Regions from separate parts of the Homo sapiens genome. Here region 2 is linked to region 1. Evidence: chromatin contacts called from ENCODE Hi-C data. All regions are on one chromosome and are shown on one strand. The core of a region is the stretch at or near the end of the contact, and the rest is flanking DNA. Distances in the headings are between cores, read along the strand shown.

The links. A loop is a pair of places that touch in the nucleus more often than their neighbours do. Pooled maps may share reads with other maps.
Region 2: a loop to region 1 is called in a pooled map, with 2.5 times the contacts of the local background. The contact joins two enhancer-like sites. A Hi-C loop is called at or near these places in 3 of 50 pooled maps.

Annotation. Positions count from the first base shown.
Region 1 is chr4:38,984,266-38,989,180 of GRCh38, reverse strand. It overlaps TMEM156 (transmembrane protein 156), which reads left to right. Exons shown (of 7, transcript NM_024943.3): 4 at 211-330; 5 at 2,762-2,845. Among named protein-coding and RNA genes, the nearest start is that of TMEM156, 46 kb to the left of the region's middle. RefSeq lists an enhancer at 403-902. Within about 2 kb of position 3,665, at least 2 of the 41 ENCODE cell types and tissues checked have a DNase peak (open chromatin) inside an H3K27ac peak, as active enhancers do.
Region 2 is chr4:40,199,049-40,203,515 of GRCh38, reverse strand. All of the region lies in intron 1 of RHOH (ras homolog family member H), which reads right to left. Among named protein-coding and RNA genes, the nearest start is that of RHOH, 4.3 kb to the right of the region's middle. Within about 2 kb of position 2,800, at least 16 of the 41 ENCODE cell types and tissues checked have a DNase peak (open chromatin) inside an H3K27ac peak, as active enhancers do.

The sequences.
Region 1 (4,915 bases), core at 2,416-4,915:
GCTACCTACTCAAGTTTACCCGTATAATACCTTCATTTCATATATCAAGAAAGAATTCAGGAGAGCTAGTGACCCTGTAACAGTGATGGTCATAATTTCAGCTTTTCAATTCAGGGCAGAATATGTTGTAGAACTCAGCTACACTGCCACATTGCCTTTTATCTGTTGAATAATTTTACTGGGTTTTTACAGTATTTGTTTTCTTTACAGATATCACTTGTTCCATGAAGATCACTTGGTATATTTTAGTTCTATTAGTTTTTATATTTTTGATCATCCTCACTATCCGCAAAATACTTGAAGGCCAGAGAAGAGTGCAAAAGTGGCAGAGTAAGTATAATCCCTGTAGTGCCGAGGAACTCCTGATCTCTTCTATGGATTTCATTTCCTTTTTAGTACAATTTAGCATTTCTTGTGCACCTACTGTGAATAAGTGGTGATTCTTGGTAACTCAAGGAATAAAAACGTAGATAAAACACAGTTCCAGCATGCAAGGAGCTTCATTCATCTTTCTTCTACTCGGGCAAGTAAGAGAAGAAGAAAGACTGGGTGAATAGGAAGAAGCTGATGAGCTGGACATTGAGCAGGGCTTAGCGGAAGTGAGGGCAGAGAGAGAGAGAAGAACAGGAAGTGGGGATAAAGAATTTCAGGCCGAGCGCGGTGACTCATGCCTGTAATCCCAGCACCTTGGGAGGCTGAGGCAGGCGGATCACCTGAGGTCAGGAGATTGAGACCAGCAGACCAGCCTGGCCAACATGGTGAAAGCCCGTCTCTACTAAAAATACAAAAATTAGCCAGGCATGGTGGCGCAAGCCTATAATCTCAGCTACTTGGGAGGCTGAGGCACAAGAATCACTTGAGCCCAGGATGTGGAGGTTGCAGTGAGCTGAGATCGCGCCACTGCACTCCAGCCTGGGCAATGGAGCAAGACTCAGTCACAAAAACAAGAATTTCAGAGTTGGAGATCTTGAGCAGAGTGGCTGTAGGTGACGGGTGTGAGGCAGAGTCGATCTTTAATAAGCATGGGGGTATCAGATTTTTGGCAGGGCTGAGCTAAAGGAAATTAGAAATTAGGAATCAGGACAGTAGGAGCAACGTTAAAAATATTTAATAACTCGTATGACCTAGGCACCCACCTATCAGGATGGACATTGATTGTAAATTACTGGTATGATGCTACCGGTGTGTACCCATGCAAATACTGGCTCTACTGGCATGTCCCCAGTGCATAAAATGGATGACTATCAGGCCCAATGGACAATTCATAATATGAGTAGCTAGTCTCTTAAAGACAGTGCAAGATGTATTACTATAAGAATAGGCACTAAAAATAAATAGATTTATGTTAGAGTCCTAGTACTACCACTTACTAGCTATGTGACATTAAGCAAGTTATTTAAATTATGTGAGCATCCCTTACATCCTCTGTAAAACAAGCATAATCACCACTACCACACAGGGTTGAGGTAAGGAAATACAGAGATTACTTACAAAGTTTACCACAGTGTCTAGTGCATAATTAGTTTTCATTAAAGGACAGTAGTATTGTGGTGGTTGTATGATTTCCCAAGACTCTTTCCTTCTTTACCAGGCAAGGCTGTGTTAGCCATTTCAGTAGGCAGAACAAGTGGTTGCCTCCAGGTTTCAGTAAAGTTGCAATTCATTCTTTTGACTAGGTATTTGTTGCAGATATTTTTGAGAGCAGTTTCATATCAAGTGTTATCATTGATACCTTAGTAATAAAGCCCTTTGTGCAGTGGTTAATAACATAATCAATACTGTTTATTTGTAGAATAACCATTTTCAGAGCATTTTCACTAGATTCTTAAACTGTGTAAACAGGATATATGCTATTTTTATTTTGTAGATAAAAATCCCCTGAGACTTAGAGAGGTTAAGTGTTTATCCAAAGCTGCACAGCTAGTAAAATGTCAGAACTAAGATGTAGGGTATTTAGTTTTGAAAATTCTATTATTTAAAGTAAATGTGTGTTATTTATAAATAGTGTATAGTTCTGAGTTTCTTGACCCATTTTCCCATATGAAAAGCTATAAGCAAAGAGAGATAGAAGTGAGCTAGAAAAAATGTCTAGAAGGAGACCAGTAGTGGGGAGTCAAATTAAATTCTTACAAATATCTGCCCAAATGACAGACTTAGTGATTTTCAAAGGCTTGCAAATCCAAGCATACAAAGTAATAAAAAATGTCACACTACTTAGCACATTAAATGTTATTGAATATTAAACATACATTGAATATTCTTCACATCATATCTATGTATATAATAAGATAAAAATATACTTTTCTGTGTATAAGAGCTGTCGCTTTCCTTTTTTTTTTTTTTTTTTTTTTTTTTTTTTTTTTTTTTTTTTTTGAGATGGAGTCTCACTCTTTCGTCCAGGCTGGAGTGCAGTGGCATGATCTCGGCTCACTGCAACCTCCACCTCCTGGGTTCAAGCGATTCTTTTGCCTCAGCCTCCTGAGTAGCTGGGACTACAGGCATGCACCACCACGCCCAGCTAATTTTTGTATTTTTTAGTAGAGATGGGGTTTCACCATATTGGCCAGGCTGGGTTCGAACTCCTGACTTCGTGATCTCCCTGCCTCAGCCTCCCAAAGTGCTGGGATTACAGGCGTGAACCACCGTGCCTGGCCATGAATGGCTCCATTCTTTTTGGTAATCCTTTGAACCAACATGGGGAATATATGTTAACAATGCGCTTGTTTATCATCTAAATACTTCATTTCTTTTCTGGGAATAGGTCATAGAGACAAACCTACATCTGTTCTCTTAAGAGGAAGTGATTCGGAGAAACTGAGAGCATTGAATGTGCAGGTTCTTTCAGGTAAGTTCTGTGGCATGTAAACAAAACAGCACTCAGGAAATTCCAAAGCTGCATGGTTTCACTACACAGTAAACTCAAGATCTGAGATCTGAGCTTATGTAAATTAGCCTTGTATCTGGAATAACAGAGCTGTGGGCAAATGAAATCCAGTTTAATATGTCTTATTATCAGGGGACAGTAGCAATCTAAACTATCTCCTTAAATAATGGAAAGTTTGCTTAATTGGCAAGAAGAAATTCATGTGAGTAGGCAGAGGAGAGAAAGCAATAGGGATAAGACTTAGATTTATTTTTAAATGAGACAAGATACCATTATTCCCCAGAATTGCAAGAAGTAATTGCAGAGTGGGCATGGCTTTCGCTGGAGCCTTCCCTTAGCAGAGGGTGTCATTGTGTAAAGAGAACTTCTAATAGCCCCAATTAAAAAGCCCCCTGTCCTCTCCTGAGAAACAGAAATGGAATAAGGGAATTCTAATTAGAGCAGTGATGGGGGCTGTTAGCACAGATGTTGTGGTTCAATCCCTTTCTTCTAATTGTGAAGCCTCCTTTTGGATTCAAGCTGTCAAATCACGTTAAAAAGAGAAAGAGAGAGAATGTGACATGGACGAAGCCCTCTTCTTTAGCAGAGAGAAATAATATCCTTGACCGTGAAAACCACAGAATTATGAGTGCTGTTACCAAAGCTCCTTGTACACAGCCAGCGAGTAGGTGCCTTCGTACTTTGTGAGAAGTTAGAAAAAAAAGGAAGCTTCAAGTCTGGCATGTAAACAGTTTTCAAAAATGGGAGGATGCCGAGCAAACCTCCAGTCCCCCACCCTACAGCTGCATCAGTAGCGACATAGAGATTTGCACCGCATTTCACTGGGGACTTTGTTCACTGGGGGCTTTTGTTAGCCATTTAAATTAGCAGATACACGGAACCCTAGCTTGAGTGCACCTAAGGAGCTCAAATATTTTAAAAATTTAGGCTTTCTACCCAGCATTAGCAGTGAAAGTATTAAGCTATGACTGATAATAAGCATTAGCTAAATAATCATTTGACACCAGTTAAATGTGGGGTAAGTTGGTGGAAATTTTGTCCAGTCAATGAAAATCTTATTTGATTAATAAATTAAAAGCTATAACGTTGTTTTCAATGGCAAAATTAATTTTTAAAAGGCAAAAATGGCATTTTTCCCTGGGCTCCCCTCTTACTCAGTACATGTGTCCAAATATGAGGACAGTTTTAACACAGTTCTGTGGGGCTTTTTGGTCACCTTAGGAATTCTGGTCGTTTCTGTTTTCAAGTCGTAATTTTGAGCACTGCTGTCTTGTCTGAGAAAAAGTCTATAGTTCCCCCGTCAACCCATATAGTCGAGGGAATCACAAATTTTAAGTACTAGCTAACCACAAGACTAACCTCGCAAAGTTGTATTTATGAGCCTGTGACTTTCATCCACCAAAGAAACCTGTCTTAGCCATCCTTTCCCTTTCATAGCTCTCACTAAAAATCCTCTGGCTTTATTACCAGGTATATAATATTAATGTTTAGTGTAGGTCAAGGGGTGATGGCCTTTTTAAAACCAAGAACCCTTTTGAGGCTTAGCGTCTTAAAGAGAGAAAGAGGCAGACTCTTTCTTATTTATATTCCTTTAACCTAAATGCAATCTTTTCCTTCCCTATTATGAGTTGCTTTTCTGACAGAGAAAGGGAAAGGAAATCATGTCTCCCTTGAGTGCAGTTTTTAAGGCCTCTCTTTGTAGTGATGGATTATAGGCAGCAGTGAGAATGTACGGGAAAAATGTGTCAGCATGGTTCTCTGGAGATGCAGTAACACGGGTAGAAAAAAAAAATGTAGTTCAAAGCGGTGGTGACTGTGTCACATTCAGCAGAAGCAGCTTGTTGTCAACACTAGCCACACATTCCAGGATGTCTCTCCATTTGTTCATGCATTTAAAAGTGAGTATTGTTCAACACACACACACACACACACACACACACACACACAGAGAGAGAGAGAGAGACAGAGAGAAAGAGAGAGAGAGAGAGATAAATGGGCTCGTACCTCCAAAAGAAGCTTATTCATCCTACA
Region 2 (4,467 bases), core at 1,551-4,050, 1.2 Mb before region 1:
ATATACCTTCCCTGGACAAAACCAAACTGTTGCATTTATTCCACTAGTGTTTCTCAAAGTGTAATCTGCAGGCAATTCACATCAGAGTCTTCATAGGGTGGGAGGATTTGTTAAAAATGCATATTCCTGCCAACCTCTAGACCAACCGTATCAGAATGCATGGAGATGGAACCTGGATGCTAAATTAGTTAACTCTTCCCGCACTCATCCAGGTGATTCTTAAACACACTAAAACTTGAGAACTGGCCGGGCGCGGTGGCTCACGCCTGTAATCCCAGCACTTTGGGAGGCCGAGGCGGGCGGATCACGAGGTCAGGAGATCGAGACCATCCTGGCTAACACGGTGAAACTCCGTCTCAACTAAAAATACAAAATAATTAGCGGGGCCTGGTGGCGGGCACCTGTATTCCCAGCTACTCCGGAGGCTGAGGCAGGAGAATGGCGTGAACCCGGGAAGCGGAGCTTGCAGTGAGCCAAGATCATGCCACTGCACTCCAGCCTGGGCAACAGAGCGAGACTCCATCTCAAAAAATAAAAAATTTAAAAAAAACTAAAAATAAATAAATAAATAAAACTTGAGAACCATTGCTCTACAAAAATCATTTCCTTTCTGGTGTCAGCCCCTATTTTTTTCAGGTCAAAATGGAGTTAATTTCTTATCCATGTTGTTCACCTCTGAGATCAGCGTCTCCTTGTCTCTTCCTAAGAAACCTTCTCTCGCCTGTCTCTCTGGCCTTTGATGGTAGTTTTTCTCTGGGCTATTTCTCAGTCCTTGCAGTCTACTTTTAGCAAGTCCTCAGGACACAGTTACTTACTTCTTCCTCCTCCTTAAGCTGCTCTAAAGAAACCCCTTTAGCATCCACAGCTCACACTGCCTAGCTCCAAACTCCCTTTACAATACCCTGCCCAGGGATTCACAGTAACATCTACCGGTTAAAGGTAAAGCCCCATGTGGTTCACAAAACTCATAGCCTTCCTCCTAAATGTTAAAACTACTCAAGATCACTTATTAACAGGTGTTCTCCAAATTTCTTAAATGAACACACACCACGACTACAATAAACAAAATAAAAACAAATTCTACTATTTCACCATTCTAACATACCAAATGCTGTCATTCATTTTTTTACGGCTCACATTTAATTCTTATTCACAACAAAATCAGAATGTAATTAAAATTTTTAATTCTGATTTTCTAACCTAACATCATATCAAACATATTTTCATAACCATCATAACTATGATTTTTAATGACTTTAAAAGAACCCATGGGCTGTGCGCAGTGACGTGCCTGTAATCCTAGCACTTTGGGAGGCCAAGGCAGGAGGATCACTTGATCCCAGGAGATGGAGACCAGGCTGGGCAACAAAGTGAGACCCCGTCTCTACAAAAAAAAAGTTAGCCAAGTGTGGTGGCACACGCCTGTGGTCCCAGCTACTTGGGAGGCTAAGGCAGGAGGATCAAATGAGCACAGGAGGTCAAGGCTGAGTGAGCTGTGATTACACACTGCACTCCAGCCTGGGTGACAAAACAAGACCCTGTCTTAAAAAAAAAAAAAAAAAAAAAAAAACTCATGGAGTTAATGTTGCCAGAACTCCTATTGCTTAGTGTTCAGGGTATTTTCAGATTTTGCTGCTATAAATGATAATACAGTGAATATGTTCATGCATATTACTTTTCTTTGAATTATTTATTCGGAATAAATTTCCAGGGGTGGAATGAATGGATCAAAGTGTATGAACACTTTAATGGCTCTTGATACATATCGTCAAATTGCCATATTTGTATTTTACACAGTTCCTCAGTAGCATGCTAGTAAACGTTTAACAACATGCTTGCCCCCCGCCCCGAAAAAAAAAAGGTGGGGAGCCTGATTTATTGTGTTTGCTGATTTTCACAGTGTACTTTTACCATAGCCAATTTCAAGCCACCATCATGACATCGCTGAATGCAAAATTGAAAACAGATGCTCAGATAGCACAATATTATATAGCATTTCCATCACACAGATAAAGAGAAGTCAATAATGTCACTGGCTTGGAAAATTTCTGAAAATATTACAATCAGCACTTGAGAGCAAGCCGGTTCTAGAACACCACTGTAAACATCTCCCTTGATATTTTGCAACAGCACATCTTTTTTTTTTTTTCATTGAAATCATTGAAAATTCACCCTGTTCCCATCTGTGTGACAATGAGCATGCTTTTAGGTCCATAGATGATGCAAATAATGAATAAAACCTAATGCAAAAAAAAAGGGGGGGATAGAGTGAACATCTAACACCTGTCCGGGTTGAATAATTCTGTCTACCCACCCTCAAACATTCATTTTACCGTGCTTTTTTCCATGAGGTCATGTATACAAATGATTCAATCATTTATTTACTTAACGAGGCACTGAATGGATGACTATACGTAGTTCTCAGGCAAATGTGATGAGAACCGTATCTTCTGTTTCTTAACCACTCTCTTCCTTGGGTTTCTTTTCTACGAAATGGGGAAGAGGTCACTGTGACTTCAGTTTTACGAGAAACTGAGTGCAGAGATAAGAAAGGTTCAACTTGTGCTCTAAGAAGCACTTGAACATTCAGTAATGCTCTGGAAATTTCTTCCAAAAGCAATTCATTAGTATTCTATTTTACCAGAAAAGAATGTGATTTGGTGCTTTCGCTTGAAAGCAACATCCCCTCTTTGGGCTGCCCCGGAATAATATATAGCTTCTACATGTATACAACACTTTGGTTTTTAAATGAGCGGCACCGTACGTTTGCGTGTTAAAATGCGGGTATGACTGAGCTAAACATCCTCATATCCTGGACCCAGTCACCCCGCTCCCGATAACTCATCTCAAGGAATGAACTCAAAACAAAGGAAAATACTTGCTGTGTGAAGATATTAATCACAATAGAGAGTAGATCAATTTGCCTCATTTCAGCACTTATTCAACTTACGGTTTCTGGGGCCCTGGTAGGAGAGTTCTGGATTCTTGGTTCCTAAATCCCCACCTGCAAAACGACCACTTTCCAAGTTGTTTTGGGGCTTGTATTTTTTAATCACACAGATTCCTGGACCTCACGTGAGGGCTGGGGTATGAGACATGGAATTTCAGTTTCTTAAAAGCTCCCCAGGTGGTTTTGCTGTCCAGCCAGCTTTAGAAACCACTATTCCACAGTGAGACACCAGACACATGATCGTGGTCTCTGAACAACTGTCCACATCCGGGGAACAGTATGACAACTTCTTGTGCAAGTCGTCAAAAGGTTGTTCAGGGCATTCAAGCAGTTGCTAGAGTCAAATGGCTAAAGAGCTCACAGAGGAGCCCTAAGTTTCTGGCACCCTTCCACCCCCCTGGGGTCATCCTTTCCATCTCTGACACCCTCCTTGCTCTCACAGCCCACCCCAGCCCCCACACTGTCATGCTGCCTCCCAGCCTCCACCTGTGCACCCCATCCTGACTTGTGCCCATCCCTTTTCATACACAAAGCTCCAGAGTCTCCTCCCTTAGGACACCAGTGGGACTCTAGAAGGAACACTATCACCGTGTGACTCACGTCATCTGCACACATAATTAGGAATCCCCTGCACAATTAACATGCCAGGTGGATTTGCATTTTTTTAAAGGAGGCTTTTAATCCAAAAAAATATTTATAACCTAGAGAGTGGAATGGGGAAGGAGGATGCTTTTTAATCCTGGCTTTCACCCAGATCCAAGCATCCCAAACCCAAATAAGCACTCACTGCCACAATGATCCCCACTCCTAAGTAGAAATGGAATTTTAGCTGTGCCTTGCTAGCACTAAAATTAACACATTGTAAGATAAAATAATTTAATTTAAACTGGGCAAGGAAGAAAGGTCATGCTCTCTGCCTCTAATGAAAAGCACCTCTAGAATTCCACCCCAAGCGTTCAGAGAGCGACGTCAACCAAGGAGGCCCACAAGTAATGCAGCGGATACTGAGAGGACCTCTCTCATCTCATAAGCTAGAGAAACTGTTACCAAATGGCTTAAAATAGCGGTTTCCAAGTTTGTTTTCCTTCTTTCATATGTATTCTCACTAGAAAAACACCCAACCCCTGTGCCTTGTCCATATTTGGTGCTCAAAAAACGTTAATTCCCAGCCTCCACCTGTCACCCTACTTTCCCTGGAAAGGAATGTTGGGATTAGGAGAGTTAGCTTTGCAGGCTTCTTGCTCTTAAGCCAGGGCTCATAACACCTTCATTTGTGGCAATAGCCAAGTCCTTAATAAGAATCATAAGAGTTGCATCTATTGAGAGATTTTTTTTTCAGTCAGGCACTAGGCTACATGCTTTACATATTTTTATCTCATTTGATCTCTACGACAACCCTCTGAGGTAGGTATTTTCAGTTATTATTACTGTTATTAGAGATATTTTGTGAATTTTTTTTTTAATCTGAGCATTGAAGAAGTTAAGTAACTTGTCTGAGGTTCCCACAGCCCAGAAAT